Linked DNA regions of Homo sapiens: regions 2 and 3 are each linked to region 1. A link is a loop called in an ENCODE intact Hi-C map of the cell type or tissue named here. Cell type or tissue: mammary epithelial cell. All regions are shown on one strand.

Region 1 (5,000 bases):
TGGTAAACTCTGTTCTTGTAAGGTTTACATTTTGAATTTCTAAAAATTTTGTCCAAAGGGATTCATTTCCTAGCTTTTATTTATTTTTAATGCAGTTTGAAACTTACTGTCCTAGATTAATCTAGCCTTAATTCTACCCGACCCTGCCTGACAACTGGGTTGCCTGGCAGCATGGTGGAGGGACAGGGAAGCTGAGATCCAAGCAGATTTCTCCTGGAGTCAGATTGCAGCAGGAGGTTTGGGTGAGGAAAGGCTGGACAGGGCGTGAACTCGCGGGGCTGTTGGCATCCAAAACGGATGTTCCTGCCCCCAAGCCTGATCCTGGTCACAGGGTTCCCACCTGAACAGTCACAATAGCCCCAAAACTGGTTTCCCTGTGTCCTCTTCCCCCACTATAATCCATTTGCCAAAGAGCCGCCAGAGGGACTTTTCAAAAATTCACAGCGGATCAAGTCACTCCCCTGCCTCTAACCCTCCAACACAGGGGTTCCCACCCCCTGGGGCCACGGACTGGTACCAGTCTGTGGCCTGTTAGGAACCGGGCCACACATCAGGAGGTGGGCCCTGTTGTGAACTGCGCATGTGAGGGATCTAGGTTGCACGCTCCTTACGAGAATCTAATGCCTGATGATCAGAGGTGGAACAGTTTCGTCTTGAAACCATCCCCTACAAACCCTGGTCCATGGAAAAACCGTCTTCTATGAAACCAGTCCCTGGTGCCAAAAAGGTTGGGGACTGGTGGTGTAACAGCTTCCAATTATTTTTAGCATAAAGTAAAACTCCTGGCCGGGTGCAGTGGCTCATGCCTAAAGTCCCAGCACTTTGGCAGATCGAGGTGGGAGGATCACTTTGGTCAGGAGTTTGAGACCAGCCTGGCCAACATGGCGAAACACTGTCTGTACTAAACATATAAAAATTAGCTGGGTATGGTGGCGCATGCCTGTAATCCCAGCTACTCAAAAGGCTGAGGCACAAGAATCGCTTGAACCCGGGAGGTGGAGGCTGTAGTGAGCTGAGATCATGCCATTGCACATCAGCCTGAGTGACCGAGTGAGACTGTGTTTCCAAAAAAACAAACAAAAACAAAACCAAAAGCTCACCACAGCCTCCCAGCCCCTGCACGTCCTGCCCCTACCCACTTTCTGATGTAATCTCATGCCATGCTCTCCGCATGGTTTACGGAAGGCCTCCACAGCACTGCTTCTTTCTGTTCCTTAAACATACCCATCCCTCCCACTGCCGGGCCTTTGCACAGGCTGGTCTTCCTTCCTGGAATGCTCTTCCTCCTCCAGGTCTCAGCTCGCATGAGGGAGGCCTTCCCTCACCACCTCAGCTGAGGCTGATGGTCCCCGCCCTGTAATTCTCTAGCACATCACCTGATTTCTCGCTTTTACAGCACTTATCCAAGTGTATGATTAGCTTGTTTATGTGTTTATAAACATCGTCTGCCTCCATCTCCAGATTACAGGCTCCAGAGTATTGGGACCCTGTCACGGGTTCACCACTGCATTCCAGCTCCTGTAACAGTGCTCTAGGTGGACACTTGATACATCATTGCTAAATGGATGGATAAATGAATAAATGAATGAATACATGATGAATTGAGGAACTGACCACAGAGAGATGAAAGGCACACCCAGAGGGTCCCCCAGGGCTGAAATGTGGAAAGAGGAAGGTCCTCTTTGGAAGGACAGTGGCCCCACTCTCTGGGCCTAAGAGAGGGATCTCTCTCTCTGGGAGTACGAGAGGGATCTCTCTCAAAGCCAGCCTCTGTCAACTCCCAGGACCCAGGCAACGCCATCTCCTGCAGCTGGGATGGTGTCTCGCTGACCTGTGCGTGCCATTGCACATTCTCAACAGCTATGACTCACCACAGGAAAACTGTCAGGGGAGCCTGCAGCATGCTGCTTTGAAGGAGCCCCAACGAATGACAGTAATAATGGTGGTCGTTTTTGAAACGACTGCACTGAGTTGGTTTACTTATTAAGAACCTAGTCTCTGGAGCCAAACTCCCAGGTTCACAGCCTGAGACCAACACTTTGTAGCTATGTGACCTTGGGTGAGTTCCTTAACCCCTAGGTGCCTCAGTTTTTTTCACACGTAAAATCGGAATAATAATAGTACCCATCTTATGGGGCAGATGAAAGCAACTAAGTGACAAAGTATTAGGCAGTTTACATAGATAACCAGGTTTCATATGAGTATTATTACAAAGTATTATGTATTTATTGAGCATTTACATGGTTTGGGAACAGTGCTGGGTATTTCATTACCTCATTTAATCCTCACAATGACCTTGAAAGGGGTTCATAATTGTCTCCATTTTACAGATCAGTAGACTGAAGCTCAGAGAGCTGAACTGAATTATCCATCCAAGTTACTGCCCCAAGTTATCCATCCAACTAGCAAAGGGTATAGTCAGACCACGAACCTGCCTGTCGCCCTTCCAAATTCTTTTCAACACATCAACTGTGTCTTTAAAAGAGAGGTTTCCAGAGTCCTCCTACCTGAGCAAGACTAGGCTGTTTGGAGCATTTCTTCCCACCTTCCTGGCAGGGCACACCCAGCCCTGGTCCCGCCTCCCCGGTTAGGAGCTGGCTGGCTGGCTGGAATTCGTGTCTGGGCAGCATTTCAGGCAGCCACACTCATTTTGCTTTCAATGCACACGCCTGGGAACTGAGCCAAACTGCAGAGAGGGCATCATCGGCCGGGGTGGGAGGTTGGATTTATCAACAGCTTCCTTCTGCTCCCCGGATGTGCCCGCACCGCACCAGTCCTTAGAAAATCCTCCTGCCCCAGGTCTGAGTAGAGGCATCTGGAGGCCGGGCCCGCTGCTTCTGTGCGCCACCTCGAGGGCATTTCAGTTACTGCATCAGCGAGCATGCTCTGCAAATGGCAAATCATTCTGATAGCCAGGTAAAAGGACAACTGAGAACAGTCAACTTTCTCCCCTGTCAACATGGTATCCTCCGTGGTCTGCTTCCTGGTACTCCAGCTACAGTTCCCAGAGCATCGTGCTCACTCCCACTTCCACACCTTTGGGTGTGCCATTTCTTTCTGCTTGAAATGACTCTCCTGACTCGCCTCCCAAACTCCTCCTATTGACTTTCCATTCTCAGCTCAAATACTTTCTCTTCCACGAAGCCTCCTTTGACTTTTATAGTCATATTGAGACATGCTTCCTATGTTCCCACGGTGTTTTATACCTACCCCTTTCTAAAAACATGCATTTTGGTGTCTGCCTCTGCACTCATGGTTAGCCCTAAGAAGGGAGAGGTGATGAGTTTCAACCTTTGCCTGGCCTTACAGGTCAAAAATGGGTGAGCTACAAATATGTTTTGTCTCCCTATTGTGTCTTAGAAAAATGTGAATATGTTGCTGATACTGAAAACTGGGAGTTTTGGCCAGGCGCGGTGGCTCACACCTGTAATCCCAGCACTTTGGGTGGTTGAGGCAGGAGGATTTCTTGAGCCCAGGAGTTCGAGACCAGCCTGGGCAACAAAGTGAGACTCTGTCTCTACAAAAAAAAAATTTTTTTTAAGTTAGCTGGGTGTGGTGGTGTGCACCTGTGGTCCTAGCTACACGGGAGGCTGGAGCAGGAGGATTGCTTGAGCCCAGGAGGTTGAGGCTGCAGTGAGCCCTGTTTATACCACTGCACTCCAGCCTGGGTGAGATCCTGTCTCAGAAAAGGTGGTGTCGGGGAGTTCCATATGAAAATCTAGGTGTCTGGCTTTTCTTTAAAAAATTGGAAGACATGGCACCCTGGACCTGCATTTCCCCAAAGCAACAATCAGCTGCAGTGGGGTAGTGGCTGCCCCCTTCAGACAGGCACATACTTTCTAGTTTGCCATGATCTCCACTAGTCACCCCGTGTATGCATGTGCTCTTGATCCCCAGAGAATGTTGAATTTGCAAGGAAGTGCTCAATAGATGTGCTTGCCAAATCAATGAATGGATGAAAGAACGGAAGAGAAAAATGAAATAGAGAAGTAAATCATGCAGGAAACAGTCTGGGTAGGAGACAAATTAATGAGATTTGCTGCCTGGCACGGTGGCTCACACCTGTAATACCAGCACTTTGGGGGGCCGAAGAGGGTGGATCACAAGGTCAAGAGATCGAGACCATCCTGGCCAACATGGTAAAACCCCGTCTCTACTAAAAATACAAAAAATTAGGTGGGCATGGTGGCACATGCCTGTAGTCCCAGCTACTTTGGAGGCTGAGGCAGGAGAATCACTTGAATCCGGGAGATGGAAGTTGCACTGAGCCGAGATCGTGCCACTGCACTCCAGCCTGGCAACAGAGCGAGACTTCATCTCAAAAAAAAAAAAAAATTAATGAGACTTCCTTGTGTCCCTTTTGGTTTCCTACCCTCAGTACTGAACCAGCAGGAAATGGCACAGCTTCTGGAAGGACAAACAGATTCTGTTTGACTGACCTTCAGAGAAAGAATGCATTAGGGGAGGGAGCCAGGAGATTTCAAGACCATGAAGACAAAGTCAGGAGAGGAGTCTGGAGGCTCAAATCCTTACATGAATGTCGAGTGTTTTGATTACAGCATCAAACCTAGAATGTCATTAGTGACCAGTGTTTCATCTGGGGATAGGATGACGCTTCATTATCCAGGAAAGTCCTTCACTCTCCGGGGCACTTGGCATCTCTGGTTCCTGCCACGAAATGTCAGGAGTATCCCCCTCCTTCTCACCTTACCCCTACTTTGGCCCAAGTCATAGTGACAACCATAAACGCCTCCACACATTTCTAAATGACCCCTGCTGAGATCCACTGGTCTAGAACCAGGATGACACTGGAACCACCATTTCTAGGCCTGACCCACATCAGACATTGCTAATTGACTACAGAACTTTTTCTACAGCCTCAGACTCCCTCTCCAATCAGCACTCCAGATAGCTTCCATGCATCAGCTGGAGCTGGCTGCCATGTTGGAGGTGTGCAATACAGCCTAGGCCCGTTGAATCTTCATAAAACCTTAAACAAC
Region 2 (5,000 bases), 230 kb before region 1:
CGACAGATAAGGCACCAAGGGCTCAGCAGCGCAATCCTTCTCCCAAGGTCATTCAAGTCAGTGAAGGTGCGACGGTGGAGCTGCAGGCAGTCTGGCCTTCTGGAAATCACACTACAGGGGTTTTGGGGGTGCCTACTCTCTTCCCCTCTCCCACCCGCAAGGGTGAGCACTGGCCTCGGCATTCCCGAAACAAGCCACAACAAGCTCTGCAGTGTTAGGAAAGGGGTTGACGCGATGAAGAAACAGATGCTCCAAAGCAAGATGGTCTTTCTCGGCTCACAGAGGCTCCTCCAAGGTTATGCACAGAAACCGCAGCCACCTCCAAGAGCTCTAAACCGGGCTCCGAAGCCCCAGCGCGGCCGCTGCGGGTCGCCAGGTTCCCTGCAGGCAGGCTCCGCAGCCAGAGGCCACCAGCCCCAGAAACCGCACTTCATTCCTGCGCTCCGGGAAGCCATGGCTCCTTCCCTGCCCGGGCGGCTGGGCGGGGGCCGGGGGTGCGCCGGGAGGCGGGCCCCGCGCTGCGGAAAGTTCACCGCGGCGGGCGGGGGGAGGCCCCGGCCCCGCTCGCCGGCGTCCCCCTGCAGATTCCACCATTAATTAGTCCTAAGGACTGTCTACTGGCAACTTAAACAAAGCGAATGCCTCGAATTCCTTCCCGGCCCAGCGGTCTGGCTGCGAGACCAGCAGAGCGCCCGGGACGCGGGCCGGCGCGGCCGACAGCTGCGGCGGCCGCGGGACCCCTCCCCGCCCGGCCCGCGGCCCGCGCCCCGCGCCCGCAGCTGGCCCCGCACGCCGGCCCGACGCGCTCCCAAACCGCCCTCCTCCTCCTGCTGCTGCAGCTCCCGGGCCCTTCCTGTCTGATCACTTCCTTCCTCCGGTGCCCGCCGGGCCCCGCGCAGCCCCCTCCACGGCCGCCTCGTCGCCCCCCGCCCCTGTCGGCCCGCGCCCCCTCCCCCAACCCCAAACTCTACCCCCGAAACTCTTCGCCGCCCCCTCGAAAATGTCTCCTCCGCGTCTCTGCCCCAAACATTTCTCCTCAGAGTCTCGCTCCCACCAAGAAGTCTCCTCAGAACCTTCCCTCCCCCTCCCGAGGAAAAATCTCCTCAGAGTCTCTTCCTCCAACTCCACAAACATGTGCTGGGTCTCGCCCCAAAAGGTCTCCTCCTGAGCCCTTCCTCCAAAATCCATTCCAACTCTCCCCCAACTCCACACCCCATCTCTCCTCGGCTGCGCCCGCGGTTTCTTCTGCCCCGTGGCCGCGGGTGCCCCGACCTCACCCGGGACCGGCCTCCCAACCCCGCCGCCCTCCCCTCCCCGCGCCGCGCTCCCGCCGCCGCCGCCTCACGGACCCTCACCTCTGCGGCCCCGAACCGCGCTCCCGCCAGCGAAGGGTTCCGCCGCTCAGCTGCCAGCGACCGGCGCCTCCTCTGGCTCCGCGGGACTGACAATGAGGGGCGGGGCCAAATTGTGACGTCAGCGTTCTGGAAGGCGGGGTCTTTGTGATGGGCGGGGTTGTCTGTAGGCCCCGCCCCCTCCGTCCTTTTTTTCCCTTCCCAGGACTTAGACTCCACCAAGTTTTTATTGCCTCCGTAGCTGGGTCCTGTGCTAGGCGCCCTGGGAAATCGAAATGGAAGACAAGACTTCTCGATTTCAGGAGGGACACTTTCGGCCCGCGTGGTGGCTCAAGTCTGTAATCCCAGAACTTTGGGAGGCTGAGGCGGACGGATCGCTTAAACTCAGAAGTTCGAGACCAGCCTGGGCAACATGGCGAAACCCCATCTCTATAAAAAATACAAAAATTAGCCGGGAGTGGTGGCGCCCGCCGGTAAGCTAAAGTAGGAGGATCGCTTGAGCCGAGGGAGGTCGAGGCTGCAGTGAGCCGTGATCGTGCCACTGCACTCCGGCGTGGGTGACAGAGTGAGACCCTGTCTCAAAAGAAAAAGAAAAAAGCGGGACACTCTCAGTAGGGTTGTGAGGATTAAATGAGATAATCAATGGAAAGGTGCTTAGCCTAGAACCTGATATGGAATAATCACTCAACAAATCCTATTTCTATTACTCTGCAAATGCAGAGAAGGAACTCAGCTCAGACTCGGGAGGCATGGGTTCCCGTCCCCCACTGTGCTATTAATTCTTTGTGTGATGCTAGACAAGTACTTTCCCATCTATGTTCCCGATTTTCATCTTCTTTAAAATGGGAAGGGGGAATAACCAGATGATCTCAAAATCCCCTCCCATACTTCTATGACATACTTCCTTTAAGTCTACTATCTAAAAGGCACCTAGTGCCCTGAGAAGCCAGGAGGAAGGCTTCAAAGACAGCCCAAGACCCACACCCAGCATAGTACAGGACACAGCCAGAGACTGCTCTCGCTGCGGATGCCCTCCCACACGCTGGCACGCAGCAGCATTCACAAGCCAGGACACAGATGGGCTGAGGGCTGCTTCCTCTCTGACTACAGCAGCATGGTTGGTCTCTTGAGACATCTCTTGTGTAAGCTCTTTATTGCCTATGGAATAAAGGCCAAAGCCCTGGCCTGGTATGATCACTTCCTACCTTTACACACACACACACACACACACACACACAAAGTTTATCCAAACTTCTCTTAGCACACCCACTGCTTTCCCACATTTGACCCTTTGCTGAAGCTCTTCCCCTGCTGTCTCACCTCCCAGCTTCTCCCAGCCAGAAAGCAATCCTCCCTGTTCTGAATAACCAATAACATTGTGTTTAACCCTCACGTGGGCATGAACACTACAACTTATAAAGAACTGACCTCCCATTTGTTTCTTAGCACTTCCTGGAGGTCAGAACCCACACATGTTTGTGGAGCTCAAGCTCTGATGCCAGAAAACCCTGGGATCATATGTTCTGGGGTCATAATAGCCATCTCTGAGCCTGTCTTCTCATCTATAAAATGGGGATAATAATATAGTCTTGTGGTGTTTGTTTTAAAATTACCTAAGATACTGTATGGAAAACATCAGGCACAGTGTTCCACAAACAATATGAACAATATGATTGTCATTCTTATTTTCTTTTTCTTTCTTTTTTTTTTTTTTTTTTTTTGAGACGAATTTTCTCTCTTGTCGCCCAGGCTGGAGTGCAGTGGCACGATCTCAGTTCACTGCAACCTCTGCCTTCCAGGTTCAAGAGATTCTCCTGCCTCAGCCTCCCAAGTAGCTGGGATTACCGGCACTTGCCACCACACCTGGCTAATTTTTGTATTTTTAGTAGAGACGGTGTTTCACCATGTTGGCCACGCTGGTCTCGAACTCCTGACCTCAGGTGATCCACTCACCTTGGCCTCCGTAAGTGCTAGGATTACAGACGTGAGCCACCACATCAGGCCCCTGTCATTCTTATTTTCAGTAGTATTATATTGACCAGGCGCGGTTGCTCATGCCTGCAATCCCACCACTTTGGGAGGATCACTTGAGTCCAGGGGGATGGATCACTTGAGTCCAGGAGTTTGAGACCAGCCTGGGCAACATGGCAAAACCCCGTCTTTACAAAAAATACTAAAAATTAGCCAGGCCTGGTGGTGCCCGTGCAGTCTCAGCTACTCAGGAGGCTGTGGTGGGAGGATCCCTTGAACCTGGGAGGTGGAGGCTGCAATAAGCCATGATAATGCCACCGCACTACAGCCTGGTGACAGATCGAGACCCTGTCTCAAAAAAAAAAAATATATATATATATATATAATTACTGTATGATTTATATATGTATTTTTATATATAACTACTATAATCAGTATTATTTCTAGTTATTAACACCACACAGCACCTCATAACAATCCACCTAATCATTTCATATGGAAGACTTTAGGGTCTTGAGAAAGGAAGAGGCTTGCTGAAAGTGGCCCTGCAAAGCATTCCCATTGGAATGGAAACCAGCACTCCAGTCTGCAGACCCCAGATGGATTCAGCAGAGTCACATCTGATGATGCCCCAGGGCATCTCTGCCATTCAGCATGCCTCCAAGCTGGGGTCAGCGTGTAGTTCTCTCTGAGAGTTCTTTGCAGCACAGCTGACCCATTTCTGCTTCATGCCTTTCTCCTCTCACCTTCTTTACAGAGACGTGGATCTGTGTTAAACCGCCCTTGGCATCTCTGCAATCCTCTAGGAGAACTGCAATGAGGCACTGGGCATTTCTAGAGCACTGGCCTGTGGAAGGAGGGGAGGAACTTTGGGGTTCTGATTAATTTCCTATGCTGCAGGCAGGCACATGGGTGTCCTGAAATGCCTGGCCCGGTCTTCAAAGGCCTCTAATAAATTATAGCTTATTTTTAGAAAAAATATTCAAAAACACCACTTCCTGTGAAAAGTAATCATGGCTGTAAGATTGCTGGAGGCAAAGGAAGGGCCTTTACTGAGTTGCTCCTAAGGGCTAATGCTGATTCCAAGTACCACAAACCCTTGGAAGGAAGAACCCAGGACATATAAGGGAGGTTCTGAAGAAAGAACTTTCTCCCCAGGACCCATGATCCCAGCAACCACTTATTGATTTATTCATAGCAAAAGCTTTGGCACAGGAAAGATCGGGATTCAAAACCCAGCTCTGCCACTTACTAGTTATGTAATCTTGGGCTTTTAGGTCTCTGCACCTCAGTTTCTCATCTGCAAAATGGAAATAATAATACTACCTTTCTCACACAGTGCCTGTGAGGGTTAAACATGTGAAAGAGCTGAGTTCAGAGCCTGGCACCTAGTTCATGCCAGGATATAGTGGTTGCTGTTACTATTTGAACATGTCCTCATCCTCCCAGCAAGACCTCCATTAGTAAAAGGAAAGGAATAGATTTGTATGATTGGACAATAAAGGTCTCTATTGGGCATTGTTAAGTGAAAAGAGTAAGAGTAAGTTGCCGAATTACAAGTGTAGTAGGATCCTGTAGTTATAGTTTGTAATATATGCTTAGTATATGCATAGAAAAATATGGAGACTATAAAGAACTAAATAGGCCAGGCGCAGTGGCTCACACCTGTAATCCCAG
Region 3 (5,000 bases), 300 kb before region 1:
AAAAGACCATTGTCTCAGTCCATTTGTGCTGCTGTAATAAAATACCTGAGGTAGTAATTTATAAGAACAGAAACTGGCCAGGTGCGGTGGCTCACGCCTGTAATCCCAACATTTTAGGAGGCTGAGGCAGGAGGATCACTTGAGGTCAGGAGTTCAAGACCAGCCTGAACAACATGATGAGACCCCATCTCTACTAAAAATACAAAAATTAGCCAGGTGTGGTGGTGCACACCTATAATCCCAGCTACTTGGGAGGCTGGGGCACGATAATTGCCTGAACCCACGGGACGGAGGCTGCAGTGAGCTGAGATCGCGCCACTGCACTCCAGCCTGGTCGACAGAGCAAGACACCATCTCCAAAAAGAACAGAAATTATTTCCTCACAGTTCTGGAGCCTGGGAATATAAGATCAAGGCACCAGCAGGTTTAGTGTCTGCTGAAGGCCCAGTCTCTGCTTCCAAGATGACACCTAGAATGCTGTTTCCTCACAGGGAAGAAGGAATGGAACAAAAAGGGTTGAACTTGCTCCCTCAGGCCCTTTTTTAAAGGTGCTGATCCCTAATACTATCTCCTTAAAGGTCCTACCTCTTAATGCTGTTGCACTGGGGGTTACGTTTCAACACGAATTTTGGAGGAAGCAAAAACATCCCAAACACAAAAACAATCTATAATAACAACTGAACCACTTCTCAGCAGAAACTTTTAAGTAGGTGGCAAGTAGAATGGACTACAGGGGATAAGGTTGGGAGCAGGAAGACCAAATAGGAGGCTATTGCAGTAATCCAGGCAAAACATAGTTATGGCCTAGACCAGGATGGTGGCAGTACATGCGTTCCAAGAGCACGTGACCAAGACAGTTGAGAAATGGTCAGAATTCTGGCCGTATGAAGGCACGACCAAAAGATCTGCTCTTAGACTACATGTGAAGCATGAGGCAAAGAAAGGAATTAAGAAGCCGAGTGCAATGACTCATATCTATAATCCCAGCACTTTGAGAAGCTGAGGTGGAGTTCAACACCAGCCTGGGCACAACACAGTAAGATCCCGTCTCTATAAAAAAAGGTAAAATAAAATAAAATTAGAAGGTACAGTGGCATACACCTGTAGTCCCAGCTACTTGGTAGGCTGAGGCAAGAAGACAGCTTGAGCCCAGGAGTTTAAGGTTCCAGTGAGCTATGACTGTGCCACTGTACTCCAGCCAGGGTGACAGAGCAAGACCCTATCTCTAAATAAATAAGCAGATAGACAGATAGATAGATAGGAATTAAGGTAGACTCTAAGGTGGCTGGGCTGAATTTGTAGAGGGACAGCATTACCATCAATTCAAATGGAGATGACCGCAGATGGAGCAGTCTGAGAAGGAAGATGAGGAGTCTCATTTGGGACATGTGTATGAGATGTATATTAGATGTATAAGGGCCCACTTGAAATTCCTGGTAATGATTTAAAGTGAAACCAATCCACAAAGTTCTTTTTCTCCAGTCTTGTTCAGCTGGCTGAACAGACAAAAGAATAGAGAAACCAGAATTGGACTGAACCAGATCGAAGCACTGCAGAACAAAGCAAAAGAAGGACAGGAGAGCAGAGGATGTGTGTGAGGGACTTTAAATTCACTCAGTACAGAAGGAGGTGAAGAATAGTGAAAATATAATAGAAACTAATGAAGTGAAGGTCCCAAGGGGACTTGAAGGCTTGTTGGAGTAAGGGTACCAGGTACCAGAGGAAACTAAGCCTGAAATATAGAAGAAAGAAATCAGAGAGGGACTTCAAGGAATTGAAATCATGGAGGGACTGTAGTTATTGATAATGTCAAAAACGAAGGTATAATCATAGGAATCCTGTGGGGGAGTAGGGAGAAGTAGAGAACAAGATCATTAGAAGAGAGAAATAATTGAGAGGTAAAGGTGTTGCAAGGGTCACCAGCATGTAAGCGCCATAAATTAACAGGAATAATGCTGGAAAGAGTGACGTTAAGACAGAATCTGAAGTTGTTGAGAAGTTAGGGGCAGTGACTCAGGGCGTCGACAGACGGCAGCAACGATAGAGTATTAGGTGATGTCGTCCAATAAGATCACATTTAAAAATCAAGGACAAGAGTGAAGAAACAGTCTGAGACATAAGAGAAAAACAGCCACCACTGGAGAGGGAAGAAATGACTCCAACAATGATCCTATGAGAAAGCTCAGGGCAAAAGAAAAACAACTGAAATTGGGCCTGGAGGAGACGCCAAATGCCAATTCTCTCCAAGCCTGATTCTTCTAATGGCTGCACTATAAGCCTAGAACCACCAGATGGAGCCCAAGCTCAGCTCCTCAAAAACACCAACGCTTGAAGGTGTTGAAAAAACCAAGCCTTCCGCTTCCATTCAGATTCTGCCCACCCCGAATACTGCTCCCTGTCCATCACTCTGCTTCTCTGGGTACATCTTTCTCTGTCCTCTCATCTTTGCCTCTTTTGGTCCCCCTTCTCCTTTCCCCAGCCTACCTGCTTCCTCATTCTCAAAAACGGAGAGGGAAAAAACCTCCTATAGTTTATGTTTTTAAAAAGAAAGCTTTTCCCTTTTAAAAACTCTTGCATTTGGCCTTCTGCCCAGTGGTACAATTAAAATCTTGTCAATGTATACACAGGGTTGGTTTGGGAGGACTTAATTAAGTTTAGACCACACACCAATTTTAAATGAGTGTATGATACAAAGGGTCTGTGTTGCCATCGTAGTCATTGGAAGACAAATGATATATGATTCATCTATAAAGTGCTTTAAAACAGCATATCCTCATAAATATGCTTAAACCATTAAATTGTGTATTTTAAAGAGATAAACTTCATGATAAATAAAGCATATCTCAATAAAGCTGTTAAAGAAAACCCAGCTTATCCTCAAACTGTAGCATTCTCTCAGCACATCTTATTTGTACTAGCTTATACTATAGTTTTCACAATCTCTTTTTCAAAAGAAGGAAACGTTAAACCTTAGTATAGCCCCATCTATAAATTATCATAATTCTGAATTCAGAGAGTCTGGGAATTATACCACCGTTTTATTTATTTGGCTTTTAGTGCCAATTTTATATGTTTTATCAAGACTCTGGATGATATGAATCAACTAGTACAGGCAATGAAAAAGCTAAACCCAGTAAATATGTAGCAAATACTTACTGGAAACATACAGAGAAAGCAGGTATTACACACCACTGCTTAAAACTCTCTAAAGGTCCTGGCTACTATTAGGATAAAGTCCAAATTCCCCATGATGGCACCCAAAGCCCTTCATGATGTGGCCCCGCCAGCCTCTTCATCTACATCCTCGCCCTCCCTCTTCCCTCTGGTCCCTCACTAGTTTGATTCCTTCTCATTTCTTCAGATCCCACTTTAGACAATACATCCTTCTGGAAAATTCTGGAGTGCCTTCTTCAAACCCCAGGCCAGATCTGGGCCTCTCTTTTTTGCTTTCACAGTCTGCTACATATTTCCCATCACAGAACCTATCACACTCTATTGCAGCTTTATTTACTCAATTCTTCTCTCCAACTTGTGTCACCACTATATTCTCAGTACCCAGCAGGGAGCCTAGCACACAGGGAATGCTGAAAATTCGATGAATTTGACTGATGAGTGAGCCTCCTAATTATCAAATAGCTTGTCGGCCCTTTGGCAATGACCATTAACAGAAAATAATAAGAATGTCCATGACCTAATCATGGATTACAAAGGAGAAAACAGATGGCAAGAGTGAACAGACAGCACAGAATCTCAGGCCCTGTGGTAATGCTCTGAATGATCTCATCCCTAGCCCTGTGCCACTTGCACAATGTCTCAACCACAATTCTCTCCCCCTGACCTGCTGGGAAGCCCTTTCTTGCAGGTCTATGCCACACAAACAGGACATAGACATCAAAAAACCACAACACTCACAGGATGTTCAGCTCTAGTTATCGGACCAAATGTTGGAGAAGTAGTAGAAAACATTTCTGGATCTTCCTCCACTCCTCAGAATGAGATTTCAGAGCCAGAAGGTAGCTAAAGATCATTTAGTCAACTGGTTTTCAAACTAGACTCAGCAAATCCCCTTGGGGTCATTTAGGGGAAAGACAACAGGGGAGATATTTTGAGCAGGCTGAACTCCAGGCTCCTTTCACTTACTCAACCAAAGCAACTGATTTTTAGCTTCTTACAATATTGGGCTTCTCCTATATGACTTTATTAAAGAATTCTACATAGCTTTTATTTAAAATAAAATCACTTACTTCATTCAAACCCCTTATTTTAGAAACAAGGAAACGGACTCAGAAGTAAATACTGTGCTTTTTCCAGCAGTTTAGCAAAAGTCAAGGACTTCAGTCTCCTGACTCTATGTTCAGGATTCTTCCCATTATGCAAAATCACCTCCTTATAAACTCTTAAGCATTTTTACAAAATGAGGAGTTCTAAGCACTACTCTATAAACAAACTAACAATGACAAAAGAGTATAAAGGAACAAATAAGTACAACCACAAATAGGGCAGTACTATACTACAGGCAATACTAAGTACCTTATATACATGATTTCTGCAGGTATCAGGAATCTCAGATCATTTACTTTACATGTTCCTACGTTACTCCACGGAGGTTTTCCCTCAATGTCCACACAAAAACAATATGGTAATCCCTGGACATGTAAAATGCTTAGCAGAATACCTTGCACATAAGTCACAACAAACAGTAAGCTACTACTATTATTCTATTCAGCTTTCACAATAACCTTATGGGGCAAGGACTCTCAAATTTTCCCAAAGTACGCAGCTAGCAAGGACAGTCAGAGTGAATCTAGGTCCAATTCCAAAGTTTATATTCTTTTAAGAATACCATACTGTTTGGCCAAGTCACTGATTTTCTCTATGCTTTAGTTCCTCTGAAAAAATAAAAGAATATCAACTACCTTACAGCAACACTATGCAATAAAGTTAGCAAAAGCACTTTGAAAAGTCCTATGCATACCTAAAGTAAGTTTCATCAGGGAAAA

The links. Peaks named below come from ENCODE experiments on the same cell type or tissue, not always from the same donor. Only the 100,000 strongest peaks of a DNase experiment are listed, where the experiment ranks them.
Region 2: a loop joins it to region 1, with 10 times the contacts of the local background. A loop is called at or near these places in 2 of 110 quality-filtered maps.
Region 3: a loop joins it to region 1, with 5 times the contacts of the local background. A loop is called at or near these places in 11 of 110 quality-filtered maps.

The regions. Positions count from the first base shown.
Region 1 is chr1:23,401,275-23,406,274 of GRCh38, forward strand. All of the region lies in intron 5 of TCEA3 (transcription elongation factor A3), which reads right to left. Among named protein-coding and RNA genes, the nearest start is that of TCEA3, 21 kb to the right of the region's middle. RefSeq lists an enhancer at 2,756-2,805. In mammary epithelial cell, a CTCF peak has its summit at 2,856 (motif pointing left); DNase peaks (open chromatin) are centred at 1,867 and 2,677; H3K4me3 peaks cover 195 bases; H3K27ac peaks cover 1,713 bases.
Region 2 is chr1:23,167,411-23,172,410 of GRCh38, forward strand. LUZP1 (leucine zipper protein 1) reads right to left here and starts at 1,446. Exons shown (of 4, transcript NM_001395462.2): 1 at 1,356-1,446. RefSeq lists enhancers at 152-683, 684-1,215, 2,291-2,340 and silencers at 455-594, 1,586-1,645. In mammary epithelial cell, no CTCF peak of the experiment used is centred here; DNase peaks (open chromatin) are centred at 231, 1,501 and 2,541; H3K4me3 peaks cover 2,411 bases; H3K27ac peaks cover 3,217 bases.
Region 3 is chr1:23,096,616-23,101,615 of GRCh38, forward strand. The region is part of intron 2 of LUZP1 (leucine zipper protein 1); the gene reads right to left. Among named protein-coding and RNA genes, the nearest start is that of MIR3115, 55 kb to the left of the region's middle. In mammary epithelial cell, a CTCF peak has its summit at 2,286 (motif pointing right); DNase peaks (open chromatin) are centred at 2,306 and 3,816; H3K27ac peaks cover 1,975 bases.